Linked DNA regions of Homo sapiens: region 1 is linked to region 2. A link is an interaction called in ENCODE POLR2A ChIA-PET data of the cell type or tissue named here. Cell type or tissue: PC-3. All regions are shown on one strand. Each heading gives the region's core, and the rest is flanking DNA. Links, peaks and the distances in the headings are about the cores only.

Region 1 (15,944 bases), core at 8,206-10,705, 470 kb before region 2:
TTGATCCTGTCGTCACGTTTCAGATGTCTATTATGCAGACTTGATTGTGCATTTGCTTTATAATGTCAGTGGTCCATGTACTTAAGTGTGTTTTTGTGGTAGCTGGTAGTGGTCTTTCCTTTCCATATTTAGCACTTCTTATAGGACTCCCAGATCTCATAAGGCAGATCTGGTGGTACAGCCCCCTGGGCCTCACCAAGCAGAGATGGAGCAGTGGAAGCAGTGGCTTTCTTGCACCTCCCAAGATTCTATCAAGACCCAATTCCAGTACTGCTTATTCCCTGAATTGTTCCTATAGATCTCCAGTCTAATTATTCCATCTGACCCTCCTTTAAATCCATAGCCTTTGCTGTCCATACCATTCATGTGTTAACCTTGTCAAATATTTATCCTGTGATAAAATCATCACTCATGGTGATGGTGAATACATAACAAAGTAAAGATGTTAAAAGAGAAAGTCTGTTAGCCTAGACACTTCATTATAGAATCAGTCCCTCATTTAATAACCATATGATTGGGCAAGTCACTGGATTTTTTTGAATCTAAATTTGCTAATTCATCAGGGAAGAGGATCACACTGAACTTCTTACCTTAGGATATTTGGAGTTGAAATGAGGCATGAAAAAAAGGTTTAAGATTATAAAGTGCTATGTTATTTTAAGGCATTTTAATCTAATGTAGGGGTAATAATAGCATATATTAAACATGTTTTACATTAAATTTTTTATATTAATTGTCCTATGTAATCAGTAGAAACCCTATGAAGTAAAGGTCATTATTATCTCTATTTTATAGATAAAGATTCTGAAGTATTTAGAAGTTAAACAATATACTCATGATCATACCATTAGGAAATGAGAGAACCAGGCTATGAACATATGCAGGTTGGCTCCCGAAGCCGTTATATTTGGGTGAATTCTGCTATATTACTTTCCATAAAGCTAAATTAAAAAGGTCTCTTGAGGAGGCAATGTCACTGGCATACCACAAGAAAATCATCCCCTTTATACTCATCATTAAAAATTATGTATTCTGGAGTGGCCTGATGAAACCCAAACAGCACTTTCAGATTATTTCCCTGGAGAGGAAACACTCCATGTAATTCTTATATTTTCTAACTACTCCTCCCTAATAATATTTGCTATTATGATAATTGGTGATTGCTCCTAGTATATAAATGCCTCATCATTATCTTTTGATGTTATCAGGGAAATTTCCTTGCAAACCTTGTAAACTGGGATCTTGTACTTTGCCACCATGGCATCATCTGCATAACAGGTTTGTTTCCTTTACACTCAAGCCTAAAACCAATTTTGTTACATTCCATAGATTCTCCTTTGTTTTTTTCCCACACCTATCTCCCTAGGAATTAATTTAATTAGACTGTCATGTAAATCAACAAGGGAACAACATGTGTAGTTTTCATTCTTATTGGGAGCATGAATTCTTCTTAAGAGAATTATGAAAAACATAAATTTTAAGAATTTATTCCATGTGTACATATAAATATCAAATGTAAATATAAGAAAAATGAAAGAAGATAGGTTCAAAATGGACTTACCCTTTACTAATTGTGTGTCATCTCTTTATTCTATGCAGATTTTTAGGATTTCTTAATATTATCAGTATTTGAGATTTTCATAAATACTAAACATTTTCAAGGTGGACTTCTGAGCAAAGTATCATGTGATAGGGTGTCTAATAGATTAAGAACTCTTTAATAAGAGTTAACATTGGACTGAAAGATGACTAAGTGTTAGATATATGCATAAAGTATGCTATGAAGTAGTCATCATTGTTATCACCATTGTACATTGAGAAGAATGGGGCTTAGAGAAGATAAACATATCCATTAGTAGAGCTGGGATTTCAGCCCAGGCTTAAGTCCATCAACAGGATCTTTAATTCTAACCACCATGCTTCCAAAAGAAAGACTACATTACCCAACTAGATACATCATCAAGCCATTTTTTTTTATCATCTAGCTCAGCAACTCTTTTCCTGCATGAATGTCATTCCAAATCAGGAATATATCCATATTTGTTGAAGATTTATCATGGATCTAGTAGTACCCCTTTACCACACAGTAAAAAGATAACAAACTGTTATAGCTCATTCAAAATATATAAAGTTGCAAATTATATTTAGAATAATTAGGACTCATAGAACCAAAGATTATGCTGCCTTATCCTATTTCTCATTCTCAAGATCTCACTTTAAATAGAATTACCTCTTTTCAAGGAAACATAATCTCTATGAAGATTAAATTTTATCCTTAATTCTATCTATGCAGTGAATCACATTTATGATTTGCAGATGTAGAACCAGCCTTACATACGTGGAATAAAACCCACTCAATCGTGGTCTACTATATTTTGGTTGTGCCGCTGGATTCAGTTCGCAAAAATTCTATTAAGGATTTTTGCTTTTTTTGTTTTATTTATTTATTTTAATTTTTATTTTAGCTTTGGGGGTACATGTGAAAGTTTGTTAGATATGTAAACATGTGTCATGGGGGTTTGTTCTGCGTATTATTAAACCACCCAGGTATTAAGCTCAGTACCCAACAGTTATCTTTTCTGCTCTTCTCCTTCTTCCCACAATCCCACTTCAAGTAGACCTGGTGTCTGTCATTTCCTTCTTTGTGTTTGTAAGTTCTTATCATTTATCTCCCACTTATAAGTGAGAACATGCAGTATTTGGTTTTCTGTTCCTATGTTAGTATCAGTGTTCATCAGGGACATTAATCTGTAGTTTTCTTTTTTGGTTGTGTCCTTGTCTGGTTCTGGTATCAGGGTGATACTGGCTTTGTAGAATGAGTTAGGGAGAATGTTCTCATCCTTGATTTTTTGGAACAGTTTCATGAGGATTGGTACCAGTTCCTTGCACATTTACTAGAATTTGGCTGTGAATCCATCTGGTCCTGGGTTTTGTTTTTGTTGGGAGAGTGTTTATTGCTGATACAGTCTCACTGCCCATTATTGGTCTATTCCCCACTTCTGTTTCTTCCTGGTCCAATTTTAGGAGGTTGCATATTTTCAGGAATTTCTCAGCATCAGTCATGCTCTGCTGCAATTGCCTGTTAAAGGCAATATTATCATTTTCCTTCTAAACCTGGAATAGTAAGCACTGTTTGTGAGAAGTCAGATCTACTTTGTGCTGTTCCTCTGCCAATATTGAGTTGCTTATCTCTATTGACATATGCAGCTTCTCTCTGAGCCTGGATCTAGACCTGTAAAATGTAATTAACTGTATATAAATTATCTTTTAAGAAGAGAATCAAATATCAAATTTATCTACAAAGTTAGGCAGAAAAAAAGTATAAGCCAGGTATGGTGGCACACACCTGTAGTCCTAGCTACTCGGGAGGCTATGATGAGAGGATCACCTGGGCCTAGGAGTTTGATGCTGCAGTGAGCTATGATCGTGCCATGCACTCCAGCCTGGGTGACAGAGTGAGACCTTGTCTCTAAAAAAGTATTTTTACTATTATTATTATATAATAATTTAGAAATATAAAGAAAGTTCCATCTTAAAACCAGATGTTCAGAGCTCTAGCAGCTTTCTTATTGATGATCTGCCATTCCCACCCTGTCTTTACCAAGAAATGAACCAAGCTTCGTTTAGGAAACATCAGGTTTCACTTACTTTTAATGTAATCACTTTTGAGCATTTTTCCTATTTTCTTTAATTTTCTATTTGCTTTTACTAAAAGTGAAATGATTTTCTTACAACTTAAAATGTAAGCTTTAGACCACAGGTAAGAAATATAAAAGAAAATATAAACTGTATGAAAGCAGGGATATTTTTTGCTTTTTATTTGCTGATGTATTTGTAACAATTAGAGAAATATCTGCCACATGGTAGCACAAAAACATTGCTGAATAAACTGAACAAGTGTAATGCAATTCAGTGCTAATTTCCAAAGAAAGTATATGTATATACTATACCACATGCTAGATATAGTGCTGGGTGATTTATGTATACTACTTCATGAAAGTAGCACAAAAATGTTAAGAGGAAACTACCTTTAAGAAAAAATATGCATTATCCTATGTTATATAACTTTTAGAATAACTTTTTGATAGCTGAAATCATAAATGTGATAGTTTCCACTTGTGAGAATTTCAAACTAGATAATTTTGCTAATCTCTATAATAAACATAAAAAGAAGGCACCATTCTCATTTTAGAGATGAGGACACCAAGACACAGAGAATAAGAGCTTAGGGCCAATGACCATTATATCTCCATCATTCATTCCCTGGCATCACTCTCACATTCTCTGGTGCCTCAGTCCATTGGTCACTTCTTCCATCTCATCCTGAGATCTTCATTTATCTCTCTTCAAGTGCACATGGGGCCTTGAAATATTGAATATTTTTAAATGGAGAAATGGCTTTTATCTAATATGTGGGAACACAAAGACAACTAGGATTGCGATCTCTGGCATTCTAGTGGAATAAAAGATTATTAACAAGTGTTCAGGACTTCTCCAAGTATTAGGAAGTTTACCAAATACCTTATTTAATATGCAATATAACTACTGTGAAAACATCTTAACCAGCTTTTCTCTGTATTTATTTCACTAGAGAGCCTCTTTTAAGAGTTGCTACCATTTAGGTAAGTATACTAATTTCAGTTCTCTGGTGGATGATACTATCCACTACAGATAGATACCAATGTCTAGGGCACACATTTGTAGTGATTTTCTAATACAAAACATTTCTTTCTCATAAAATATGTAGCTGCATGATGAAACTGGAGGGAGCCATGCCACTTCTCTGATACTTCGTTACCATAGATCTAAACTTCATTGTGTATCTTTAAAATGCCTCTTTTAGATAAGATTCTTTAAAAATAAGACAATGAAAAATAAGCTCTTGAATTTAACACCATAGGAAATAATTGTCTGATTAGGACCAGACTATAATATCTGTAAAATATATGTCTTTATAAACACTTGTCTCATTAATAAATTTCCTACTTAAAATTTGAATTACATATATAAAAGTAAGATGTTCTTGCTGAAAAATAATTTCCTAATGAGCAGCAAAGTCATACAATCTATTTAGCAGAGTTATTACAGTTATTACTAATAAAATCGGCCTCCATTTGAATGTGGAGAAACTGCATTGGTTCCAATAGCAATTATACATTATCCTTAAATTACATATTGAAACTTGGTGGATTTATGCCAAGATGTAATCAGAAGGAATCATGAGGTGAGCAATTTTCAGAGCTCAATTTAATTCAACATCTTTTTAACTGCCTCTTCCAAGATTATAATTACATTTAACAATTGGTTTGATTGAAGGAGAAAAAAATCATACTGCTTTATTGACCACCATTTTACATACTTGTTTGAATGGCATTGCATGTGATATAATTTGTAATAAGGCCAATTATGAGAAGGGCAGGAACACCAGTATTTTTTAAATTCTGGTGGAATGTTTTAAAATTTTAATATAAAAAGTTAAAGGGCCCTCTTTCTAGAACTCAGTGTCACAGAATAGATATATTTTTCCCTATTTATCACAGCAATTAGTGCATTAGTTGACCAGATAGAGAATGGGATGTTGAGTAGAACAAAGGGTTGAATTTTGGAATCCGTTCCTTACAATCTCAGTTAAATAAGGCAAGGCGTTTGGCTAATAATGCTTTTTTACACCTAAAACGAGAATTATAAGCTTGCTTTACATGATTTTCAGGAAAAGTAAACTATGTATATGTTTATATACACCATATATATTTATATGTGCCACATGTATGTTTACATATACCATATATTTACTTATGCTATATATACACCAGTATACATATACCATATATGCATACCATATAGATATCATGTATGTGTGTACATGTTTGTATGTGTATATGTGTGTGTATCTCCTATGTTAGGAGACAGTTCTCCATGACTGTGTCACACTTTTACACATCTTGTGACAGCTTTTATTCCAGACTATCTTTCCAAGTATATTTGTAGAGCAAAGAGCCTTGAAAAATAGAGGTAATATTTCCCTCCGAGACACAGGGCATATTTCTTTCCTTCTGAGCATAATAAAGATATAGTCTTCCTTTGAGGCAAAGGTTAGGTGGGTTTGCTGTTAGCTCCCTTATAATATTGTGGATCTCCTAAGCTTGATGCTACTCAGTGCGACACAAACTGACTGCGTGCACGTCATCCATCTGGGCATGTTCAACATTACCCTTTCCATGGAATTGGAGGGCAAGGAAGATCATGTGAACATGATGTTTATGTTGCTTGCTGTGCCGTGAGTAATAAATTCCTTTGTCTCTGATCCCAGAGTCATGTACTCTGCTGGCATCTATGAAACTGGGGCAAGCTAACTTGTTAGACTGTAGCAAGGGTAACATTTCAGTGCCACCACAGTTCTTGACACTGAGGCACTTAACAGAGGAAGATATTATTTCTTCCCATTTTGAATCATGTGATTAAAAAAAACTGGCATGAAAGAAAAAGACATGAATGGCCTTACTTTATGTGTAAACTTTATATTATCACCAAGGAAGCATTCCTGAAATTACAACTGACGTGTATATGTCTAATAAGCATTGCCCAACCTCTCTTATTTCCTCCTTATGTTTTTCCTTTACTTTATTTAAATAAATAGTGTTAGCAGAAAAAATTAGAGAGAAAACCCAAATGCTTGACTTAACCAGAGAACCAGGATTTGGGGGTACTTAATATTTCTGTAAACAGAGAAAACCGGGAGCTGAAACCCAGTCACGGCTCATCCCACTGGCTAAGCTGGCAAAATATGCAAATCTGTTTTTAGCCATTTTGGTGGGGGAAAATATAGTTTTTTGATAGTCCTTTTTAAAAGGAAAATCTGGGTAATAATTGCCACTTGGAAACAATATATAAATGGCAGGTTAAATATTTTAATTAGGTCCTTCTTTCACTAATCTATGCAACTGTGAGTAAAACCCTTTATTTCATGATCACATTATATTAGCTAATACCACCACTATGATTGTAAAATAAATGTAAATGAGAAATATTCCACAAATCTTTTTTTCTTCCTTTTTTTCTGCTTAAAAATAACAAATAGCAGAATTCTCTTTGTTTCTTTAGGAGATTAAAGAACCTCTATCTGTTTCATAGCTCAAAGTAGAAATCAAATCAAAACATAGCAATTCTTTCATTAAAGTATAAACTATGCCTCTCTTTTTCCATTAAATGCCTTTGGCATGAAATAAAACTGGGTTTGGCTATGTTGAGGCAAGACATTGGGAAGAGCAGCAAGCACACCCTGTCACTGCCTACCTGAAATATAAAGCTGCCTCTTTAATACCTAAACTCTTACTTAGTGTAAGAATTCCAGGCAATGAGACAGCCTGGTTGGCAAAACAAAAAACAAAAACAACAACAACAACAACAAAAACCAACCAGTCAGTTATTGATGTTTGTTCATGTTTTCCTTGCAGTAACTTTTTGAAAAACAAATGCTTGATGCTAGTGGGTAAAAACAACCATTACGAATTGATGAATCAGGGAGACACTGAGTATCCACTACATTGTCAGCACTGGGTGGATGCTTATTTAAAATCCCCCTGATTGATTAACTGATGATGCTTGTTTCTATCCACTAGTATCAGTAAGTGATTTTATAGTTCCTTAATATTTTTCTGATAAGGAAATAAATTAAAATTTGCTGAAATTTAATACAGATATAAAATAAGATAGAGTGTCGATATTTAACATTTTATACTTCCAAATTGTCATCAAAACTGTTGTGAATAATATATCACTAGGGAGTTCACCTTTTAGATTTGTGAAATAGCTAATTGATGTATAAAGTACTTCAATAGGCTTCATGTTATTTATCTTATTTGCTTTGTGCATTAACTGTGCTATAATAGGATCAAGGTTCAACTACATTTGAATATATTTCAAAAATTCAGTTCATAAATTAACTTCAATAGCTAAAATAGGAGCCATTATATGTGACATTGTTAACATTTAAATTTGAGGGATGGTACCAGGATCTTTTTTTTTTCATGATTAGGGCAAACTGCTGCACTGATCATTTTAAAGTACATTTTAACATTCAGGAATCACCGTATTTACATATTAAAAGCTAGGAAACCAAGCCTGGTGCTGCGCCTACACTCTCAACTACTGTGGAGGCTGAGGCAGGAGGATCACTTGAGCTCAAGAGTTTGAGTCCACTGTGGGCAACAGATCAAGACTTTATCTCTGAAAAAAACAAAAACAAAAACAAAAACTAGTGAACCAGAGAGCTTATAACATTTGCCTATGATATTTAGAAGATGGGGCATTTGTAAGAATCTGTCATGTCTTAGAAACACCTAGACTAGTATCTTAACAACTTATTGCACAACCTCCAAAAAAAAGTAATTAAAGAAGAAGAGGAAGAGAATGGCATGTGAATAAGCTGTACTGAGGTGGGGATTTCCTAGCATCAGGTATTATACATTCTATTGGTTGGTTCTTAGTTCTTACCATCAGGGTTGATGGTGGGTATCTGCTGATAAATGCACTAAACACATTTTTAAAAATACATTTTCTCCCATACATTACAGCAGTAAATAAGTTGATAACTTTGATTTGGCCTTCAAATCATAGCCTTAGAAATTCTTAATGGAAGGAACTTTGTCATTAATGTGAAAGTGTTAAGCATATTGCAAAGAGTCATGCGATTAAATGTAGTAAACTCATGGCATATACAATATTTTGTCAGTCTTTCCTAAAAAATTTGGAATGTTTTTAGTATAAAGTTTCTGGAAGATTTATTATTATTATTTATTATTATTGCCTGATTTTAAAGATTCAAAAACAGTTTTACAAGTTTGCCCATGTGCTCAACTGCTATCTGTGTATGTTGTGATTGGTTTATTTGTAAAATGCATTTCAAGGTAAGTTCTCATTTAAAGGGATGTATATCATAATTCAAATGTGTTAAGCTACTGAGATTCTCTTTCTGGTTTGAAAGGATGATAAATACAGTACAGGTCCCATCCCCTTTAAAAAAAAAAAGCCCAAAGAATCACTATTAAACAACCCAAAATAAATGATTCATTTTGTCTTTATAAATTTGTGGACACAATGATATGAGCTTTATATGCCAACTTGTACTTTTTATGAAGAACTGCCACCAAGTGGACATTTAACGCAAATTTAGCTTACTGCTTAAAACTTTGATGAACAAGATATTTGAAATAGTCATTTATAACCTACATTACCAGTTGTTACTCTAAATGGCAACCTAGTAACCAAGTATCAAGGTGAAGACAAACACAGGAGAAACCTTTAAAAACTTAAAATTTGAACATAACGTAATTCTGCAATCATAAATATTTACATATTTTACATTTGGCAACAAGTTCACTGTTAACAATTCTATTGCATGCAAAATGTCTAACTAAGTAAAATCTATGTTATGTGTCAACTTCCTTATTTGTAAAATGGAGATATCATCAATAGCATCTACCTCACAGGGCTATTGTGAGAAATAAATGAGTCATTGTAAGTAGAGCTCTTAGAACTGCAGTTAGCTGGAATTGCTCAGGTCCTTACTAGTCCTATTACGAGGTCAATGGTTTTTAATGAGTGAGAAAAGTCCCTTTTAGGGTCTTATCAGAATTGCTTGGGAAACTCCCAAATTGAAGCCATTTCCCCCCTGTAAAATCTCCCGCAAGCTCTAATGGGTTATGCTCCCATCCCCCATTCTTCCTTCTCATATTCATATGCTGAATCCATTTCCCACAAACCTCTTTACTGATGACAATGAGTTAAATACCTCATGTGTACCATTGCAAACTAATTGTTCAGAAACCTCTTCTAGAAGCTAAAAAGCCAATTGTTCTAACTTGTAGGAGAATTCAAATAAAAGGAGAGACACTTTGTAAATGCTGCAAAGAAGATGTATGAGTTTCCTTTCGGTTCTGTAACAAATTACCACAAACTTAGTATCTTTTTAAACAACATGAATTTACTTTGTTACAGATGTGGAGGTCAAAAATCTGAAATAGCTATTACAGGGTTGAAGTCACATGTTCCTGGACCAAACTGAGGGTCAGGCTGCTATTTTCTGTGGCCCAATAATGAGATGCAGATGAACTGGGGAGGAAGAGAGTTTTTATTTCTGCAACAAGTTACATGGAGAAGGCCTGGAAATTATCACCAGAGCAACTCAAAATTACAAAGTTTTCCAGAGCTTATATATCTTCTAAGCTATATTTCTACATTTAAGTGTGCATTTATCTAAAGACATAAGTGATTAACTTCTTTTAATCCATAACTAAGGTCTAAGTCCTAAAGACTTCCTCTGGAGCCTCAGTAAACTTACTTAATCCAAATGGGTCCAGGTGCTGGGGTGATTACCCTTATCTCGTCTGCTTCTAAATTACTCAGGTTTGGGGAGTTCCTTTAGAACCCCAACAAACTAGTTTGTAGAGGCCTGGGGAGTTTTTTCAGATCCCCAATAAAACTTGTTGAATTCTAAATGGATCCTGTTAAGAATTCCTTTGTTATTTTATCATGCTTTAAGGTCCAGGAAAGACCTAGGCAAAACTCTCGGTGGGCTTTTGTTACATTTCAGTCTTTACAGGGCACTGGCTTTTTCAGCTTTTAATATTCAACTTAACTACTCAGTCGGTGCTGAAACAGTTGTTATGGAGGCCTGCAATAGTGAGACCTGGCCTGCAGCAATCCCCACTGTCAATTTGCGCATGATTTCTATCATGCTTGTAAATTTATTTACCATGATAATTGTAGGGAGTTGTCTTTCTGGCAACTTCCTGCTGAGAGAGGGTCATTGCTATGGGGCACCAAACTCAGTGCTGGAGTGGAAGAGATCAGTTTGTTCCTGGTAGCACTCCCTGTTTTGGGGGCTTAGAGGAAGTTCCTGCTGAAGCATAATAGTATGCAACAGCAACCCATAAATAGGTTGCTGGTGGTTTCTTCTGAAGTTTAAGTTGTTGAGTCTTCAGTTCACAGGGCTTTAGGAAAGCACAGCTTAGGTCTCAGTTATTTCCAATTAGGAAAAATGGGGGAAAAGGGAAAGAGAAAGGAAAAAATTGAAAACATTATTTTGGAGAATTGTAGCAAGAAAAATTAGAATTTAATCCAAACTGTAGAAAATAATAAAAATTGAAAAACATCAGGCAAGCCTAGAATTTAACAACAGGTATACTATAGCTTTTGAAACATTTTTCTCTCTTCAGTTTCCCATTTTTATTAAAAGACAAATCATAGTAGGACTGGTTTACTTTATTATAGTTGGCCTAATTATTTGGATACAGTGCAGCAAGAATAACTATTTTTCACATAGTCCTTTTAAACTGGCTTTGATGGAACTTTGTTCTGTAGAAGGAATCTGATATAAGACCTTTTTAAAGCTGAGCCCTGCCATGGATTTGTACCATCAAATACCTATGAGTTGGGTGAGTTCCTTTCCTCTGAAGGTTACAAGATAACTTGAGGTCCCTGGCTTGTAAGAAAGTGACATTCTTTACTTACCACAGATCAGAAACCCTGTACAGGGACTGTGTACACAAAATATGAGGCCAGTTTTCCAAGGGCTTTATTGGTGCCAGAAGTCAAGTTTGATTCCCTAAGAGAGAGCATAGCATTCCAATCAAAGCCTTGGTAAAATAACCAGTTTTTTAAAAATTGTGTTCTGTTACAAAATAAAACAGATTCTTATTGCACTTATGCAAATAACTATATTGCCATAAATTAAGAATACTCACAAATAGTTTCAGATATTTGGAAGAATCAGGTAGAGAGAAACAAATATGCTTCAAATTTTGTGGAGTATACTTTACTTAATTGTTAAAAGCTGTTAATAGCTCAAAAGAAAAGTTTCCTTTACTCTGAAAAGCAAAATAAAAGATTAGTAACATTTTAAGCAAAAAGTCAAAAAGATCATTTCAGTCTCCTGTTAGTTCAGTTCATGAAGTTAATTCCTGTCCTGCTTAATATTAACAAATATTTTAGCTTTTCAAGAGTCCTGAACGTTTTTCCTTTATTCTGATGTCACAATCTCCAAAGTTATCAGAAACCTGCATTTAAGAGCACCTGTTAGAACTTTATAGCTGATTATAAAGCCACCCTCTAAAGAGGACAAAAACAAGACAACAATTGTTTATGGATGACAAAAAGTTTTAGGGTAGCCATAAAGACACAATTGACAAGGAAATCTGTTATCTCTGTGGCACAAAATAATTTAACATAAAAATTTTAATTATTAATAACATACACTAAGAGATATAGAATTATAGGAGTTTCCCACAATTTTGGAACACATACTAATGATATATTTATACAAATACAGCCCAAAGAAAGCCAGACCCCATTTTATATTTGTCAATGCTTCCTGTATGGTTTTTGGTACCAAATAAACCAAATTTCACCTTTACATTAGTGTACTATTAATGTTAAACTCAATTCTTAATAAAGCATTATAGACATATTTACCAAATTTTAATATTTGACCATAAGGCAAGATTTTTATAGACCTTTTATAACCTTTTACAATTTTTGTTAAAGAGCACATTAGCGCTCCTAAGAGAAACCTGTTGTGTTTTTATTTTAATGCTCAATTTACAGAAAAACTGGATAATACTCCTTTAACTTCAGCCAATATGTTTACACACAGAATTTCCTTTACATCAAACTTCCACAACTTGCTTAAACTTTCATCTTTATTTTATCCAATTTAAAACAATCCTTTAGGCTTTTAATCTAGGCACAAATCCACATTCTCATGCCTCCTTATAATCTGTTTACCAAAAGTATATTTTACTTTCCTTACACACCTTACAGATAAACTATTCCTTCAGTAGTCTTAAATACACATTACATTGTTAACTCTTAGCAACCTTTACTTTTGGTGAAAACCTTGGTAAGTTTGGGATTTTAATTATGTACTAGGTGTGGAGCCTAGGACCTAGACAGAAGCGCAGATAAGGTTTGACTTATCCCAGCATCTAACTCCATGTGTCCCAGGCCTTATCTAGCTGTAAAGCAGGCAATTTGTACAGGTAAGAGTCACAGTGGCATTTGATAAAGCATTTAGAAGGCCTAATCACCTTTAAGTTGTACAACATTTCTTGCATAAATTCCCTTTTCATAAATTATTTCATGACTTTCACAGACAAGCTATGACATGCCTTGACTTTCTGACTTGTCCTAAATGACAGAGCAGGAGCACCGTCATCTTGGACAAACACCACCACTTTAAGTTCCAGCTCTCTTGCTAACCTCATACATTTCAAGGAAATCACTTCTCTTCCAGGAACAAGCAGACAGAAAGAGTAGACAATAAAGCACAGATAAGGAGAGGTGAAACTGACTGGGCTTCTGGGTCGGGTGGGGACTTGGGGAACTTGTCTGTCTAGCTAAAGGATTGTAAACACACCAATCAGCACTCTGTGTCTAGCTAAAGGTTTGTAAATGCACCAATCAGCACTCTGTAAAAACTGACCAATCAGCACTGTGTAAAATGGACCAATCAGCGCTCTGTAAAATGGACCAATCAGCAGTACATGGGCAGGGCCAAATAAAGGAATAAAAGCTGGCTACCCGAGCCAGCAGTGGCAGCATGCTGCGGTCCCCTTCCGTGCTGTGGAAGCTATGTTCTTTTGCTCTTCACCGTAAATCTTGCTGCTGCTCACTGTTTGGGTCTGCACTACCTTTATGAGCTGTAACATTCAGTGCGAAGGTCCTGCGGCTTCACTCCTGAAGTCAAGCGAGACCACAAACCCACTGGGAGGAACAAAAAACTCCAGACGCGCCATCTTTAAGAACTGTAACACTCACCGCGAGGGTCAGCGGCTTCACTCTTGAAGTCAGTGAGACCAAGAACCCACTGGAAGGAACCAATCCAGACACAATAAGACAGCTCAGGCATAGAGGGAGGTGTAGGGGAAGTCTCTTGTGTAACTGCCAAACTTCATTCTCATACATTGGGCCAAGTAAAACAGTGGGCCTTAGTAAGCGTGTTCCTTTCCCTTCAGGTGCGCTGAGAAAGGGAAGCTAAAAGCAGACTCTATGATGATATGCCTGCAGCTGCACAAAGATGTGTGGGAACAGACACATAGCTCTCCCTTCCAGATAAGCACAACAAAGAGACACAGAAGCAGTCCAAGCCTCTGATAAACTCACCTGCCCTGAATCCTTAAAAACTCTTAGTCTATAGGAGAAAGGGCCTCTGACCTAACTCAGCCAAAAACCCCTCTCAGGTTTATTCTCTAAAATACACCTGTCTTTAACCATCGAACCACTTTTTGTGTTTCTTTCTTCTTTTTTTAAATTCTTACACTAAACATTCTTCTTTTTAAACAAGCAGTTATTTTACTTTAGGACAAGAATTTACCATGCAAGAGTTTTTCTTATATGAAATCTTTTTTCTTTAATAATTTTTTGCATATTTTATATGTCCCCAGGACTTATCTAGAATTTAACATTCCAAAACAAATTGAACAATTTTTAAGTTAAAGAAGCAGTTTATGACCTAAAGCATTTAGCAAACCTAATATTCAACCTGCATAATTTAGACCAAATGTTTACATTTTTGAAGATATTTTTATTTTACCAATAATCTTTAAAACTCTATTTTTATAACTTTCTTTATATCTCTCTTATTTCCTGGTTTCTCTTACCTTTTTTTGTATATAAACTTTAAATACGCTTCGAATTAGACAAAAATTAGTTACCCTTTTAAAAAGACACAATTTTTAGAAAGAATGCTTTCCTACAATATATTTTTATTGAAAAATACCCGAATACTGAGATATCTGTTTAATTTAATATAACTTTAGGTTCCAAATTATGACATTTGTTTACAAGTATTTATCCCATTACATTTATTTAATTATTTATTTTAATCATTTACCTAGATTATTTACAAAAACTGTGATAGTCATTATTTAAAGTTATGAAACCACCATGGCAAAATTATAACTGAGACGGTGAAAATGATCTGACCTAACTTACTCCATCTTGGGTCTAACTTCCAAGCTATTCTTGTTCATTAACTTAGTTTATAGTTTAGCTTTGAAACAAAGACGATAACAGCCCTTTCCCAGAACAAACTTCCTTCACGTCTGTGGACTAGACTGCCTAAGGTCACAAGATTAGAAGTTAGGGTATTTTACTAAATAATTGAAGATGCAGCTATCTTCATTAAACCAATATTAATGTTTTATTTATTACACAAGCAAAGATCAGTCCGTTTGGGGCTGAGTTATAGTTTTGTAGCCTTTATGCCAAATTTTGACACCTTATAGTATTTGGCAGAAGTAAGTATGAAATTGCTTGAACAATAAATGCAAACAAAAATGTATGCTGGCAACTCTTAAGACATTTCTAATATTATTTTATCAATAATTGTTAAAGCTAGCTTACTTATTGAAGATCTTAGTTTAGTCACATAAACTTGAAAAAGCATTCCTTTTTTATGTTAAAATATTTAAGAACTTTTGTTTTTCTTTGAGACAACCAATTAGAACTCTTTTATGTGAAACATGGTGTACACAAGACATAAATACATAGACATATTAGGCATGCCAATAGATATATATTTTATAGATTCATAAGACCTCCTTTTTCCTATCTTAGACTTGCAAACTCTTGATAACCTGGTTTATTGCTCTGGCACTTGTCAGCTAAGTAGCCCTAAATCTGCATATTAAAGGAAATAACTCTGAGGTGAAAAATCAAATGGCAAGACTAACATCTCAAGGTACACAGAGAAAAAGTCTGGTGGTGCTAGAAGGAGATTAAATATGGATGTGCCAGATCAAACATAAAATTATAGAAATTTAATGTAGGACTGTATAAGGAGATTAACTTTACTTAGATATTGACTACCTGTCTTTTAACTGGATCTTTGAGCTCTGGGCAGAACCCACACTGAATCTTGGGTTTTTCAAAAAGGGAGAATTATT
Region 2 (15,944 bases), core at 8,741-11,240:
CATCAGAGAAATGCAAATCAAAACCACAATGAGATATCATCTCATGCCAGTTAGAATGGCGATCATTAAAAAGTCAGGAAACAACAGATGCTGGAGAGGATGTGGAGAAATAGGAACACTTTTACACTGTTAGTGGGAGTGTAAATTAGTTCAACCATTGTGGAAGACAGTGTGGCAATTCCTCAAAGATCTAGAACTAGAAATACCCTTTGACCCAGTGATCCCATTACTGGGTATTTACCCAAAGGATTATAAATCATGCTACTATGAAGACACATGCACATGTATGTTTATTGTGGCACTATTCACAATAGCAAAGACTTGTAACCAACACAAATGTCCATTAATGATAGACTGGATTAAGAAAATGTGGCACATATACACCATGGAATACTGTGCAATCATAAAAAAGGATGAGTTCATGTCCTTTGCAGGGACATGGATGAAGCTGGAAACCATCATTCTCAGCAAACTATCACAGGGACTGAAAACCAAACACCGCATGTTCTCCCTCATAGGTGGTAATTGAACAATGAGAACACTTGGACACAGGGCAGGGAACATCACACACTGGGGCCTGTCGTGGGGTGTGGGGCTGGGGGAGGGATAGCATTAGGAGAAATACCTAATGTAAATGACAAGTTGATGGGTGCAGCAAACCAACATGGCACATGTATACCTGTGTAATAAACCTGCACGTTGTGCACATGTACCATAGAACTTCAAGTATAATAATAAAAAAAAAGATAAAGAATGGCTGAATGGATTAAACACACACACACACACACACACACCCCTACACACAACCCAACTATATGTTCCCTATAAGAGAGTCATCTCACCATTAAAGACAAACATAGCGTGAAAGTGAAGGAATGGAAAAAGATATTTCACGCAAATGAAAACCAAAAGCAAGCAGGCATAGCCATACTTACATAAGATAAAATAGACTTTAAGTCAAAAACTGTAAAAATGACAAAGAAGACTATTATATAATTTTAAAGGAATTAATTCAACAAGAGTATATTACAATTATAAATATATATGCACCTTATGCCAGAGCAGACAAATATATAAAGCAAATGTTATTAAATCTAAAAGTAGAGATAGATTGCAATACAATAATGGCAATAATAACAATACTCCCACTTTAAACAATGGATAGGTCAATTGGCAGAAAATCAACAAAGAAACATTGAACTTAAACTTCACCATAGATCAAATGCACCTAACAGACATTTAGAGAACATTCTATTCAATAGCTGCAGAATGTACATTTTTCTCAAAAGCGCATGGAACATTCTCCAGGATAGATCATATATTAGGCCATGAAACAACTCTTTAATAATATAGAAATCATATCCAGTATTTTTTCTCACCACAATGATATAAAACTAGAAATCAAAAACAAGAAAAATCTTGAAACCTTTCTACATACATGGAAATTAACAATATACATTTAAATTACCACTGGGTCAATAACAAAATTAAAAGAGAAATTTTAAAACTTTTTGAGACAAACAAGAAGAATGGAAACACATCATATGAAAGCCTCTTATACATGGCAAAACCGGTTCTAAGAGGGAAGTTTATAGCAATAAATGCTTATGTCACAAAAGAATAAAAAAAATTCTTATAAACAACACATTAGTGCACCTCAAGGAATTAGAAAAACAAGAAATAATTAAACACAAAAAAGTTGGATAGCCTAGAAGAAATAGATAAATTCTATGTCTTTTAAGTGGAGAACTTAAACCATTTGCATTCAAGGTTGTTATTGATATCTGTGGTTTTGTTCCTGTCATATTAATTATTTTCTGGTTGTTATACATATGTATATAGAGAGAGATAAAAAGATACAGATATAGATATTGATATATAAAAGATATAGAAATATATCTTTTCTTTTTCTCTTATTGATTGTTATTGTGGTTTGGTGGATTGCTGTAGTGGTACCGCTTGAGTCTGTTCTTCTCCTTTGTGTGATTGCTTCATCAGTGAGTTTTACAGTTTTGTATGTTTTCATGGTGGTAAATATCCTTTGTTTCCAGGTTTAGGACTCCCTTGAGCATTTCCTAAAGGGCCCATCTAGTGATAACAAATTTTCTCAGCATTTGCTTATCTGAGAAAGACTTTATTTCTCCTTCATTTATGTAGGATAATTTTGCTGAATGTAGTATTCTTGGCTAATAGTATTTTTCTTTCATCACTTTGACTGTATCACCCCATTCTCTTCTGATCTGTAAGGCTTCTGCTGAGAAATCTGCTCTTGGTCTGATGGGATTTCCTTTATAGGTGACTAGATGCTTTTCTTTTGCCGTTTTTAAGATTTTTCTCTTTATCTTTGACTTTACACAGGTTGACTATAATGTGCCATACAGAAGATCTTTTTGCACTGTATCTTCCTGGGAAATCACTGAGCCTTCTGTATCTGAGTGTCTAAATCTCTTATTAGACTTGTGAAGTTTTCATCTATTATTTCATTAAATGGATTGTCTAATCCTTTCTTTGTCTCTTTGCACTCAGGGATACCAATAATTTGAATATTTGACCACTTTATGTTGTCCCAAATGTGGCAATGGCTTTGCTTGGTCTTTATTATTATTATTTTTTTCTTTATTTTTCTCTGAATGGATTATTTCAAAAGACTTGTATTCAAGTTCTGAGATTCTTTCTTCTGCCTGATCCAGATTATTTTTGAATATTTAAATGTATTTTGTATTTCCTTCAATTAATTTTTTAGTTCCAGAATTTTCATTGCGTTATTTTAAAAAATATATGGTCAGGTGTGGTGGCTCATGCTTGTAATCCAGCACTTTGGGAGGCCAAGGTGGGCGAATCACTTGAGGTCAGAAGCTTGAGACCAGCCTCGCCAACATAACAAAACCCCATCTCTACTAAAAATACTAATAAATTTGAATATATGACCACTTTCTGTTGTCCCAAATGTGGCAATGGCTTTGCTTGGTCTTTTTTATTCTTTTTTTCTTTATTTTTCTCTGAATGGATTATTTCAAAAAACTTGTCTTCAAGTTCTGAGAGTCTTTCTTCTGCCTGATCTAGATTATTTCTGAAGATTTCAAATGTATTTTGTATTTCCTTCAATGATTTTTTTTAGTTCCAGAATTTTCACTGGGTTATTTTTAAAAATATATGACTGGGTGCGGTGGCTCATGCTTGTAATCCCAGCACTTTGGGAGGCCAAGGCAGGCGGATCACTTGAGGTCAGGAGTTTGAGACCAGCCTGGCCAGCATGACGAAACCCCATCTCTACTAAAAATTTAAAAAATTATCCAGGAGTGATGGCATGTGCCTGTAGTTCCAGCTACTCGGGAGGCTGAAACAGGAGAATCACTTGAATCCCGGTGGCAGAGGTTGCAATAAGCCAAGATTGCACCACTGCACTCCAGCCTGGGCAACAGACAACAGAGTGAGACTCTGTCTAAAATATATATATATATATATAATATCTTTTATACAATTTTTATTCAGTTCCTGAAATATTTTTCTGATGTATTTGGATTGTTTTTCAGAATTCTCTTGTATTTCACTGAGTTTCTTTAAAATAAGTATTTTGAATTCTTTACCTGGATTTCAAACATTTCTTTTTGATTAAGATGTGTCTATTCCCTAAGGATTATTGTGTTTCTTTAGAGGTGTCATATTTCCTTGCTTTTTTTTTTTTCTTTTTTTTTTTTTTTTTTTTTTTTGAGACGGAGTCTCGCTCTGTCATCCAGGCTGGAGTGCAATGGCACGATCTTGGCTCACTGCAAGCTCTGCCTCCCAGGTTCACGCCATTCTCCTGCCTCAGCCTCCTGAGTAGCTGGGACTACAGGCACCCGCCACCATGCCCGGCTAATTTTTTGCATTTTTAGTAGAGACAGGGTTTCACCATGTTAGCCAGGATGGTTTCGATCTCCTGACCTCATGATCCGCCCGCCTCGGCCTCCCAAAGTGTTGGGATTACGGGCGTGAGCCACCGCACCCGGCCTTTCCTTGCTTTTAAAATTTCCTGGGTCATTATGTTGATATCTGTGCATCTGGTGTAACAGTCACTTCTTCCTATTTTTGAATTAACTCTTGTAAAAGAGGACTTTTCCTGAAGATATATCTATGGTGTTGGTCTGATAGGGTACTTTGCCTTTGATTCTGTGTGTGTGTGTAGTAGTGTAGTCTCTGTATGATTTCTTTGGCTGTAAACAGCATTAATGGCATCTGTGATTTCCTCAGTATGCTAAAGTACAGTTATTAGAGGATGCTGTGGTGAAGTTGTGCTGGTGGCTGAGATGCCAGGTGGGCCAGTTTTCAGGCCCCAGTGGTGGCATCAGTGGCTGAGCATGCCTATTTTTGTGCCCCAGGGTGGTGTACACTGGTATTTCTGTTGGCAGTTAGCAGTGAGCAAATTCTTGGGACTCCAGGTGGCTTGCTCTGATGCTGGTAGTGGCAGCAGTGGACCAGGTGAATGAGTGAGTGGATTCTCAGGCCCCTGGGCAACTAGTGTGGTTTAGGCAATGACAATAAGAGTGGGAGAATAATTCTCTGGGTCAAGCAGTGTGCCTTGATATTGGTAGTGGCTGCGATGGACTAGACAGGCCAATATCCAAGCCTAAAGATGGCACTTGCAGGTAGGTGCCAGCTGAAGTGGTAGCAGCTGGGAGTTTAGGTCCAACCGCAGGCTCCACAAGGAGTGCTGAGATGCCCGAAGTGGTAGCTTGAATTGGGCAATCTCCAGGACCCCAAGCTATGTTCTCTGTCCTGAAGGGAGGGCTGAAACCAGGGTAGACAGGCCTGTGCTCAGGCCACCCAGTGGTGACAGCAGGCACCAGCTGTGGTGGGCAGGGGCATAACAATCTTCAGGTCCCAGGTGGAGTGCTAGGATGAGAGGCAGTAACAGCTATGCTGAGGAACGCCACTAGAGAGAGTGCGGCCATCGTTCGTGGCCACAGCCTGAACCAGCATGTGGGGAACACGCATCACTCTTACACTTGGTGCTTTCCCCCAGCCCTGGTAGCAGCAGCCCATGCCTAGCTCGCTCTTCCATCCCAGCTGCAGGAGCCCCCACCCAGCACACGACAACGTCCCAGCAGCAATTCATGCCCCACTTGTGTCCCAGTCTCAATCCTGGTAGTGCTTATTTCCTGGCATCAGGAGCTGCAGCCCACACTTTTCTTGCTTCTTAGCTCCAGCCCCAGGAGCACACTCAGCTCATTCTCTAGTTTTAGCAGCAGTAGCCTGAGTTTCCATAACATCTCAATTCTGGCACCACTGGGCCACAGGGCAGTGTGCAGTCTGCCAAAGGCTAGGTTTGATAATAGCACTTTGCTGTAACCACTTAAGTCTCAGATAGGGTGTGGAACCCGGTGCAAGCTCTCTCCCTAGTACAGTCCCATCCCACAGTCTCCTGGCAGCTACCTATGTTAATTTCAGGGGTTGGGAGGGTCAAAGGGTTCTCCCGTGACCAGGATTACATGATTCCACTATGGGAACGTTAGCTGCCAGAAGTCTCTCACTCATCCTTTCCTCGTGCTGGGAAATCACTTTTAGCACCCAGGCAATCCCTGCCAAGCAGGCTGCCTCTTTATTTTTTCCTTTCTTGCTTTCAATGTGTCCTGTCACCTCTCTGTTGAATTCAAGTTCTCTCTGGGATAACATATTCTAATATAGTTCAGATGTTTGTCCCCTCCAAATCTCATATTGAAATGTGATCCCCAGTGTTGGAGGTGGGATCTGGTGGGAAGTGTTTGAGTCATGGCAGCAGATCCCTCATGAATGGCTTAGTGCCCTCCTTCTGGTAATGAGTGAGTTCTTCCTCCGAGTTCACAAAAGATCTGATTGTTTAAAAGAGTCTGAGAACTTCTCCTCTCTTTCTTGCACCCTCTCTTGCCATGTGATATGCTGGCTCCCCTCTGTCTTCTGCCATGATTGTAAACTTCCTGAGGCCTCACTAGAAGCAGATGCCAGCACCATGCTTCCTGTACAGCCTGCAGAACTGTAAGCCAAAATAAACCTCTTCTCTTTATAAATTATCCAGCCTCAGATATTCCTTTATGGCAGCACAGACTAACACACTGTTCATGTACTATTTAGGTTCTTCTAAGTGGAGGAGGTGGTATGAAATGCTGCTAGTCAGCCATCTTGAAGCCCCCTCTTTGAAATTTAATTTTAGCCTTTTATTTTTACTTTTTTTTGGCATTGGGGGAAATATTTTATAACAGACTTGAATTCCTTTTTTACTTACTTAACTCTATGTAATGACCATTCACATGCATTATTGAATACCTGCAAAACATCACTAATCATTATTTGTAATATCACATTGTTGGGATATGCCCTAACTTATAAAACCATTTATCTATTTTTAAGATATTTATTTCCTTAAGAGAGATTACTAGAATTAGCAATATTGATTTAAGTAATATAAACATTTCTCACGGTCCCGAAGTGTAGCAATAAATAGCCTCCTTGAAATCGTTGGTACCTTCCAGCTGTGATTTTAAAATAATCCTGGAAAATGACCAAAAATTGCCTATTAACTTTGTTACCAGGGAAGCCTTGATGAAATAACTGGGAAAGTTCTTTTCCTTACTGTTTTTCTTTAGTCTCTTATTTATAGGCACAGCTGCTTGAAGAAACCATATGGACTTGGATGGCACCAGAGCTTTATGACCTATGACCAGATACCAGAGGGAGATATGACCCCCAAACTGGCACAAACTGAAACAGATTACCTTTAGCTGGCATAAGTCATTAATATATTATTATAATGCTAACATTACCTACCCCAAAAAGAAAGTCTCTGCTATTCTGTATTTTGTGTGTATGAGTTTATGTATGTTTGTGAGTTGAGCCTGTACGTCTGGAGTCCCACCCTGCACATACTAACATTTCTCTCTCACTTCTCACACAGTCCTTAAAAACCCCATTCCTTCTGTGATTTGAGGAAAAGGGATCTTTAGAGTGAGAGTGCACTGCTTCTCGATTTCTCGCCAGTGGCTTGCTGGTCTTTCCAACTGGGTGTTCTTTCTTTGCAACCAACATAAAGTAGAGAAAGAACTCAGTTTACCAGTGACACTTTCTGATAATCCAGTTATATTAGCAGCTCTACAACTTCTTTTATTTCTTGCACTTCCCATATAATTTTTCTTTTTCTCTTTTCTTCCTTGCATCCATGCAGCATATTGATGGATGCCAATAACATAACCAGTATGAGAAAAACAAAAAAATATGCTTTTTAGATGATCAAGGCTTACTCTTAGCTAATGCAATGGAGAAAAAACTGTCAGATTAATGTATGAATGGGCTGGACAATTAATGTTTATTTTAAGCTAATCAAATATTAATATTAGGTAAAAGCACTGAATCTAGAAAAAAAGCATTTTCCCAAATTAAACAAATTCTTCATGTCTTTTAGCAATGCTATTTGTCTTTGCTTTCCTAAATTTCATTTTAACTTAATGTTGACTATATAGCAAATATTAAAACATATATTCAGAATTCCTTTTAAACAATCTATAGCGTTCAAACTTTCAGACTTGCAATATTATGAAAAATCTGAAGATGGCTAAGAAACATAGCAAGGCCTGGTGGCAAGAGCTATAATCTCTGAGTCAGAAGCTGAACTTACTACCAAAAGCTGAATGACCTCAAAAAGGTCATTTAAGTCCACAGTGTTATAGTTTTACAGACTATAAAATGGGCATAATATTTATCCTGTATATTTAACATTAATATAATGAATATAATGTTTCAGTTAGATTCACAAATATTTATTTTCTTTTTTTGGACAGGGTCTCACTCTGTTGTTCAGGCTGGAGTGCAGTGGTGTGATCTCAGCTCACTACAACCTCTGCTTCCCAGGCTCAAGTGATCCTCCTACCTTAGCTTCCTGAGTAGCTAGGACTACAGGTACATGCCACCACACTCGGCTAATTTTTGTATTTTTTTAAAGACGGGGTTTCACCAAGTTGGCCAGGCTCGTCTCGAACTCCTGAGCTCCGGTGATCCACATGTCTCAGCCTCCCAAAGTGCTGGGATTACAGGCATCAGCCACTGTGCCCAGCCTAATACCCTTTTATATCCCAAGCATTCTTCTAGATATAATTTTTAAAAGATGTGCATAGTCTCTAACTTCATGGAATTTATAAGAGATTAATGACAATGATGACTCACAAAAGTATGATGAATGTTACAAAAGGAAATATAAAGGTAGCTGTGAGAGCTTTAGATCAAGGGGATTTAAATCTGTGGGGGAATCTCCTGAGAAGATGAAGGGCTAAGGCCTAGGAATAGGGGTATAACAGAGAAGATTAATATCTTAAGTTTTCAACTTGGTTGCATATACGAATAAAAATAGCAGCCGAACATGCTTTACTGACTTTTAGTGTGCTTAAGAAATTAGTTGCCGATATTGAAAAACTTTGAGATTACAGAAAAAAATCAAATTTCTAGTTTTCTTGAAAAATTAGAGGATCTAAGACATGGCAGCAATCAGTTGAACCAAGTAGCAGCTGCTTTTATGAGAGTATGTGTTCTCCATTTTGCCACAGGTACCAGCAATCCTGACCGTATTATACCTGATCTGCTTCACTTTAATCTGCCTCTGCTACATTTGGATTTTAATATCTGATCTAAAAAGAAGGTTGTACTATACACTGAAGAAGGGAAGTAAATCCTGTGTGTCTTGAGCAAGAGACAAAGAAGAATCAGAGTGGGAGCTGAAGCTGAAGTGGTATGTAGGTATCTGATACAGACAGGGAAAAAAAAGTGTTTTTCCTTCTCTAACACTCATTCAATACGGCACAGAATGCTTCTGTGACCAGATGTGAGGGAGGGGTTCCCCACACATCAAGAAAATCTCCAGCAGACACCAGAGGGGTGTCCTGGAATTCTATTCAATTCTCACATTATTTACCTGGAGATAACTTAGGGTAAGGGCTCAGTCCCACAAGACTGACACTCACTTCAGATGCCAATCACAAGCCACAGGTTGTTACCTTTTCTTCCGACTGACTGGCTATAAAGCAGGGGTTCCCATGACCTCTTCTTTGAGTTTAATTTGCTAGAAGAGCTCACAGAACTCAGGAAAACACTTCACTTATATTTACCCATTTATTATTAAGAATACTTCAAAGGATACAGATGAACAGCCAGATGGAAAAGATGCATAGGGCAAGAGATGTGAGAGCTTCCCTGCCCTGTTTGGGTGCCACCCTCCAGGAACCTCCACATGTTTAGATCCCCAGAAGCTCTTCAAATGCAGTCCTTTCAGGTTTTTATGGAAGATTCATTGCATAGGCATGACTGACTAAATCATTAGCCACTTGCGATCGACCCAAATTTCACTCACCCTGGTTGGAGAGTGAAGCTAAAAGTTCCAAATCTTAAATTGCAGGGTTGGTTCCCTTGGCAACAGTTCTCCATTCTGAGGCTATCTAGTAGCCCCCAGTTTTCCAGGAGTCCCCAGCCATCAGTCATCTTATCAGCTTACAAAAAGACATATCACTTAAGAGACTTCAAGAGTTTTAAGAGCTGTATGCCAGGAAAAGGGAAGGAAAACCAAATGTATTTAATATTTCACAATATCACAGTGCCAGATGCGGCAGGCCTGGTAAGCCTTAGGTCAATGGATGCCACTGAAGAGACTAAAACAGGGAAATAACATGCTCATATTTTAGTTTTAAAAATGCATTTCTAAGTGCAGTGTGGAAAGTGAATTTCAAAAAGCTGAAGATGAAAAAGTATTAATTTGCATTATATTGCAAAACTTCAGATGAAAACCAAGGATACATTTTAAATTTTGTGTGCAGTAGGTTCTATTGTGATAAAAGAAAGGTACTGTGACTCTTCAACTTTCTCTAAAGACGATAAAATAAAAATTAGTCATATCTTGAGAAAACATTGACCAAAATTATTCTAACATGAAGGGGAAAAAAATTTGCATAAAAAGTGAAAAACCAGACGATAAAACCTGAGTGATAAAAGTTTCCCGTATGTTACAGAGAGTCTTTCCCTTGCTCAATACAGTACATCTTAGTATTATTCAAATAAACTTAAACTAAAACAGACTCACTAAAAAGGACATAACTCAGAATGACCCATGGGGCTTATTTCCTGTTAGATTCTATCCCTGGTTCTGCTCTATAATTCTTTTTGAATACATTTCAGCAATGATTCATCTTGTCAGTCTGCCAACAGTCTTTCCTACTGAGAAAGTGGCATGTACTTCACGTACTTTAGCAGAAACACAATTGAAGACTTTGCTTAGATTGCCCCCAATTATCTTATTTACTTCTCAAAAATAAGTCATACTATTTTTATCAGTAATATGGCTCTCTAAAACTAAATATTATATGACAAACAGTGAAAGTTCATTTAAAACACCAAGAAAACACTATCAAGGGTGACGGACCTGCATTTTGGGGACCTAGCCTCCTTTAGCAAGGCTCACTGCCTGGGATCTGTGTGGACACTGCGTCTGATGTCCAGGGTAAGTCTCTGCCTTCCAGGCCCAGCCTAGAGCAGTGGGTACCATGGCACATCTGACAGCATTGCACACTCTTTTTTTTTTTTTTTTTTTGGTGATTCTTCTGCCCTAATATATTAGCAAGATTTTAGTCAAGAATATTACTTCATTATTATAGTCTCACTTTATTCCCTACTATCCTCATCTCCACCTCCAGATTGAGACCTGGAGTTCATGAAGAGCTGAGCTAAAGTAATAATACTTGGTTATTTTAAATGGCTAATATTAAATAATTAATATTTATTGAGTCATTATGTATCAGAGACTATTAAAAGTGCTTTGTATGTATTAGTTCCTTTTATCTTCACAATAACCGTATCAAATAATTAGGGAAGTTATCATTTTTAAAAATAAGAATACCCAGCCATATAGTGATTAAGTTAACAGCCTATGGCCAAATACAGCAGGTGGTGAAGGTGGAATTTAAAACCTTGCTATTAACCATCACTCTATAGCTCTAGAGCCCACACTTTGAAGCTCTACATGATAGACATTCTGCTGTACTTGGAGTCACATTTTTTCTGTAATATTTGACTTCATTAAATGTGCTGTTTTCTAGGTGACCTCTGGTCAGCCACGAAATTAGGCTCCTGGTGGATACATTCTATCAGTCATGAGTATGAGCAGACATAACTGGATATCAGTAACTGACATAAGTTCAAGCTGGGACCCCTATTTTTCTCAACTCCTGGAAACAGTGACCTCACAGTTCTCTCTTGTTTTTTCCTTCATCTTTATCAAGTCAGACCGAAACCTTGACTTTTTGCTTCTCCTACTTAATGCCTTTATTGTAGATGACATTCTTTCCTCAACTGGGCATGAGTAATGGCAGAGAGCAAATAAGGAATCCTCTCTCTCTTTCTGGGTCAGAAACAAAAAAGGGGGAAGGAAGCCTACTTCACGCAAATATGTTATGGAGGTTTTGCTGGCAGCAAGGATTTTCTGTGTTCCTAAGATCCAAATTTCCCAGCTGCAACTCAAGATCTAATTTTCCCCAACGGAGAAGTGATTAAGCCAAATCAGTCATAGACTCACCTCTTGAACCGTTCTCCTGAACTCTCATTTCCTTACAAGCAATACATCCTACCTTTAAATTGTTGAATCCATCAATTTCCCTCCATTGTTATCCCCAGTAACCTTGCAAAGATCACCATCATCACTTACCTAAATTACTGAAAACGCATCCTACCTGGTTTCCCAGGCTCCTATCCACCCCCATTCTCATTTCATTTTTCACACTGTAGCCAAAGAATCTTTGAAAAATGCATATCTAGTCAAATTACCTCTATGTATAAAATTCCTCAATGACTCTCCATTGTTCTTAGAGAAATCAAAATGTTTCAATATTGCTTTCAATGACCCCAATCTCATTTATATTTCCAGATTCATCATTCATCATCCTTCCCAAAAGTGGCTCTTCAGTCTTTTCCATTCTATCACCCATAACTCCTCTTTATTTCACTAAGGTAATATATATTTTTTCTTACCTATGGATATTTGCATGTCTTTTCTCCCAACCTCTCATTGTCCCTTCTCCTTTTCCAGGCTAACCCTTTCACATTTTGTATGCATCCATATCACCCTATTTTCCCATTGTTTTCATGGAAGGTTGCATTTTAATTGTTATTATTTGTATAGTTTGTACCTCAAGCTAAACTGTAAGCTACACAGGAACAGGAACTACTTTATTTTGATTACAATTGTATCTCCAGCACCTATTTCAGTGTCTGGCAAATAACAGGTATTCAGTAATAATTTATTGAATGAATGAACACATGAGTAATCTGCTGCATTATGAGTTAAATAAGTTCCCATGGGTCTATCTGAAAGCTAAACTTTCAAATGAAGTTCTGGAATAGTCAGTTAATAATTTGGGATTTTGCTCCACTTTGCCCATTTGTTTATTTAGAAATGGAATGCATTTTTACACAATCATCTGTTCCTTTCCTCCTTAAAGGCCGCTTCTAGATTTCTTATATTTGTTATTTAATCAAACAGGAATACAGAATAAAACCATGATCAGAGGTAGAGATGTCAGAAATAGCATTAGGAGAACTAGAAACAATAGAAAATAGAAAAAATAAATGTTATAAAGTGTTGACATATTACCTGGTGTTTATTGAGTGTTTAACAACTAGCACTTAGTAGGTCCCCCCAAAAATGTTAATTTTCTTTGTGAATGCAGCAAATTTTCAGAGTACTCTTATCTGAATGTCCCTGATAGAAGAAGATGTTGATAGCCATACAGATGCCTCTCTGTCTATAGAATCAAGTTTAATCATTGACTTTAAAATTTTAGTGTCCAGCACTGTAGTATAATAAGTTTATTGTGAGATCTTCCCCCTATAGAATTACGCATTGTGAATAGAATGGAGTCTTGGAGTCACTGTAAGTCTTACAAAAGGTTTGGAAGTTATGTTAGTATCTTTCTGAGTAGAGGAGTGGTGGTGGGTAGGTTTAACTGTGGCCAGTGCTGGCAGCTGGAAACAGTAGGCTGCCCAGAGGAGTTGGATTGCCCTGAGACAGATACTGGTAGTATAACACTATTGGGATTCTGAGCCTTAGACTAGCACTGAGGTGTCAGCTTGAGCCTTCACTTTCAGCTGATTTAAGATACTTACAGAGAATTTAAGTGGTCCTTGGCTATTAGAACCCTTTGGATCTCAGCACAAGCAATGCCTCTCTGTTGAAATTATTGCCTAATTTAGACCCACTTGAATGCCACATAGTAAAGTAAGAGTAGCTCACAATAAAAGCTTATAAAGAAAAGGCAAAGTTAACATTAGCTAAAGCTAGCAAAACCAATAAACAACAGATCTAGACCCCCTAGACTTTATGTATGGAGTCATAAGAAAGAATGCTGGAAGATGGCTGATTAGAAGCAGATGCAATCTGTGGCTCTCATGGAGAGAAATGAAAGGGGCGAGTGAACTCAATACCTTCAACTGAAATATCTGAGTTCTCGCACTGGTACTGACTAGGCAAACAACTCAACTCATGGAGAACAAAGAAAATAAGGGTGGGGGTGATGGTCCATCCTGGAGTGTCATGGAGCCGAAGGAACCCCTACCCCCAGCCAAGGAAAGTGGTGAGTGATGTACGACTCTGCCAGGGAAACTATGCTTCTCCCACAGATCTTTGCAACCCACAAGTCAGGAGCTCCTCTTCCGAGCCCATGCCACCATGGTCTTGGGTCCAATACACAGAGCTGTGTGGAGTCTCAGTAGAGTAGCTGTTCAGGCACACACAGAGACCTGGGAGTTTTACATACTTTAGCCCCAAGATCCCTAGCAAGGTGGGAGATCCATCTGCACATATGCCTAGGAAGAGGGCCGAATTCAGGGAGCCAAGCAGCATCATTCTATGGATTCCACTTCCATGGCACCTCACAACTTAAGACCCACTGGCTTGGAATTCCAGCCAGCCAATGACAACAGTCTGGAGTCTGTCTGAGATGGAACCAAGTTCCCAGGGGAAGAGGCAGACACCATCTCTGTGGTTTGGTTGACTCAGCCATTCCAGCCTGCCAGCTTTGGAGAGTCCAAACAGTTTGAATGAGGAAGGAACCCCCACAACACAGCACAGCTGTTTTGCCAGATAGTGGCCAGAATGCTTCTTTACGTGGGACCCCAATACATTCCTCCTCACTGGGCAGGACCTGCCTGCCAGGGCTTCAGCCACTCCAATCAGAGTTATGTGAACAGAGCTCCATCCCAGGGAGAGATCAGTTGACTCAGCTGTTCCAGCCTGCCTACTTAGGAGAATCCAAATGGTCTGGATGAGGAAGTGTTTCCTCCCACAATTCAGCACACCTTTTTTACCAAAAAGCAGCCTGACTAATTCCTTAAGCAGTTCCCTGATCCCATTCCTTCTGAATGAGTGAGACCTTCCAACAGGGGTCTACAGCCATCTCCTACAGGTGCATTTGGACTGGCAATAGGTCAGTGCCCCTCTGGGATGGAGCTCCCAGAGGAAGGAGCAGGCTGCCATCTTTCCTGTTTTGCAACCTTCACTGGTGATACCTCCAGGTACAGGAAAAAGTGAGGCAACTAGGGTCTGGAGCAGACCCTGAGCAAGCTGCAGCAGCCCTACAGAAGAGTGGCCTGACTGTTAAAAAAATAAAAAGCAAACAAATGGAAAACTACTACAACAACATCAACAAAAAAGACCCCACAAAAACCCCATTCAAAGGTCAGCAACCTCAAAGATCAAAGGTAGATAAGTTCACAAAGATGAGAAAAAAATCAGTGTAAAAACACTGAAAACTGAAAAAGCCAGAGTGTCTCTTTTCCTCCAAATAACTGCAACATCACTCCAGCAAGGGCACAGAACTGGGCTGAGGCTGAGATGGCCAAATTGTCAGAGGTAGGCTTCAGAAGGTAGATAATAATGAAATTCACTGAGCTAAAGGGGCATGTTGTAAGCCAATGCAAAGAAGCTAAAAATCATGATAAAACAATACAGGAACTGAGAGCCAGAATAGCCAGTTTAGAGAGGAACATAACTGACCTGATAGAGTTGAAAAACACAGTATGAGAACTTCACAATGTAATAACATGTATCCATAGCAGAATAGACCAAGCAGAGGAAAGAATCTCAGAGCTTGAAGACTCTGTCTTATCTTTCTGAAATAAAACAGGAGGACAAAAACAGAGAAAAAAGAATGAAAAGGAGCAAACAAAACCTCCAGGAAATATGGGATTATGTAAAGAGACCAAACCTGCGACTGATTGGAGTACCTGAAAGAGATGGGGAGAACGGAACCAAGCTAGGAAACATGTCAGGATATCATCCAGGAGAACTTCCCCAACATAGCAAAACAGGTCAACATTCAAATTCAGAAAATGCAGAGAACCCTGGTAAGATACTCCACAAAGATACCAACCCAAAGACACATAATCCTCAGATTTTCCAAGGTTGAAATGAAAGAAAAAAATGTTAAGTGCAGCCAAAGAGAAAGGTCAGATCACCTACAAAGGGAAGCCCATCAGACTAACAGCAGAACTCTCAGCAGAAACCCTACAAACCAGGAGAGATTGGGGGCTGTTATTCAACATTTTTAAAGAAGAATTTCCAACCCCAAATTTCATATCCAGCCAAACTAAACTTTATGAGCACAGCAAAAATAAGATCCTTTTCACACAAGCAAATGCTTAGGGAATTCGTCACCACCAGGCCTGTCTTGCAAGAGCTCCTGAAGGAAACACTAAATATGGAGAGGAAAACCCATTACTAGCTACTACAAAAACACACTGAAGTACACAGACCACTGACACTATGAAGCAATCACATAAATAAGTCTACAAAATAACCAGCTAGCATCATGAAAACAGGATCAAATTCACAATACTAAACTTAAATGTAAACGGGCTAAATGTCCCAATTAAAAGACACAGAATGGCAAACTGGATACAGAATCAAG

The links. ChIA-PET counts read pairs that join two places held together with the same protein. Peaks named below come from ENCODE experiments on the same cell type or tissue, not always from the same donor. Only the 100,000 strongest peaks of a DNase experiment are listed, where the experiment ranks them.
Region 1: POLR2A ChIA-PET joins it to region 2 with 5 read pairs; 1 of 35 experiments calls an interaction of 5 or more read pairs at or near these places.

The regions. Positions count from the first base shown.
Region 1 is chr1:187,004,353-187,020,296 of GRCh38, reverse strand. No RefSeq gene overlaps it. Among named protein-coding and RNA genes, the nearest start is that of LINC01036, 81 kb to the left of the region's middle. In PC-3, for the core only: a CTCF peak has its summit at 9,143 (motif pointing left); no DNase peak of the experiment used is centred there; H3K27ac peaks cover 2,205 bases.
Region 2 is chr1:186,530,100-186,546,043 of GRCh38, reverse strand. No RefSeq gene overlaps it. Among named protein-coding and RNA genes, the nearest start is that of PDC, 77 kb to the right of the region's middle. In PC-3, for the core only: no CTCF peak of the experiment used is centred there; a DNase peak (open chromatin) is centred at 10,163; H3K27ac peaks cover 2,023 bases.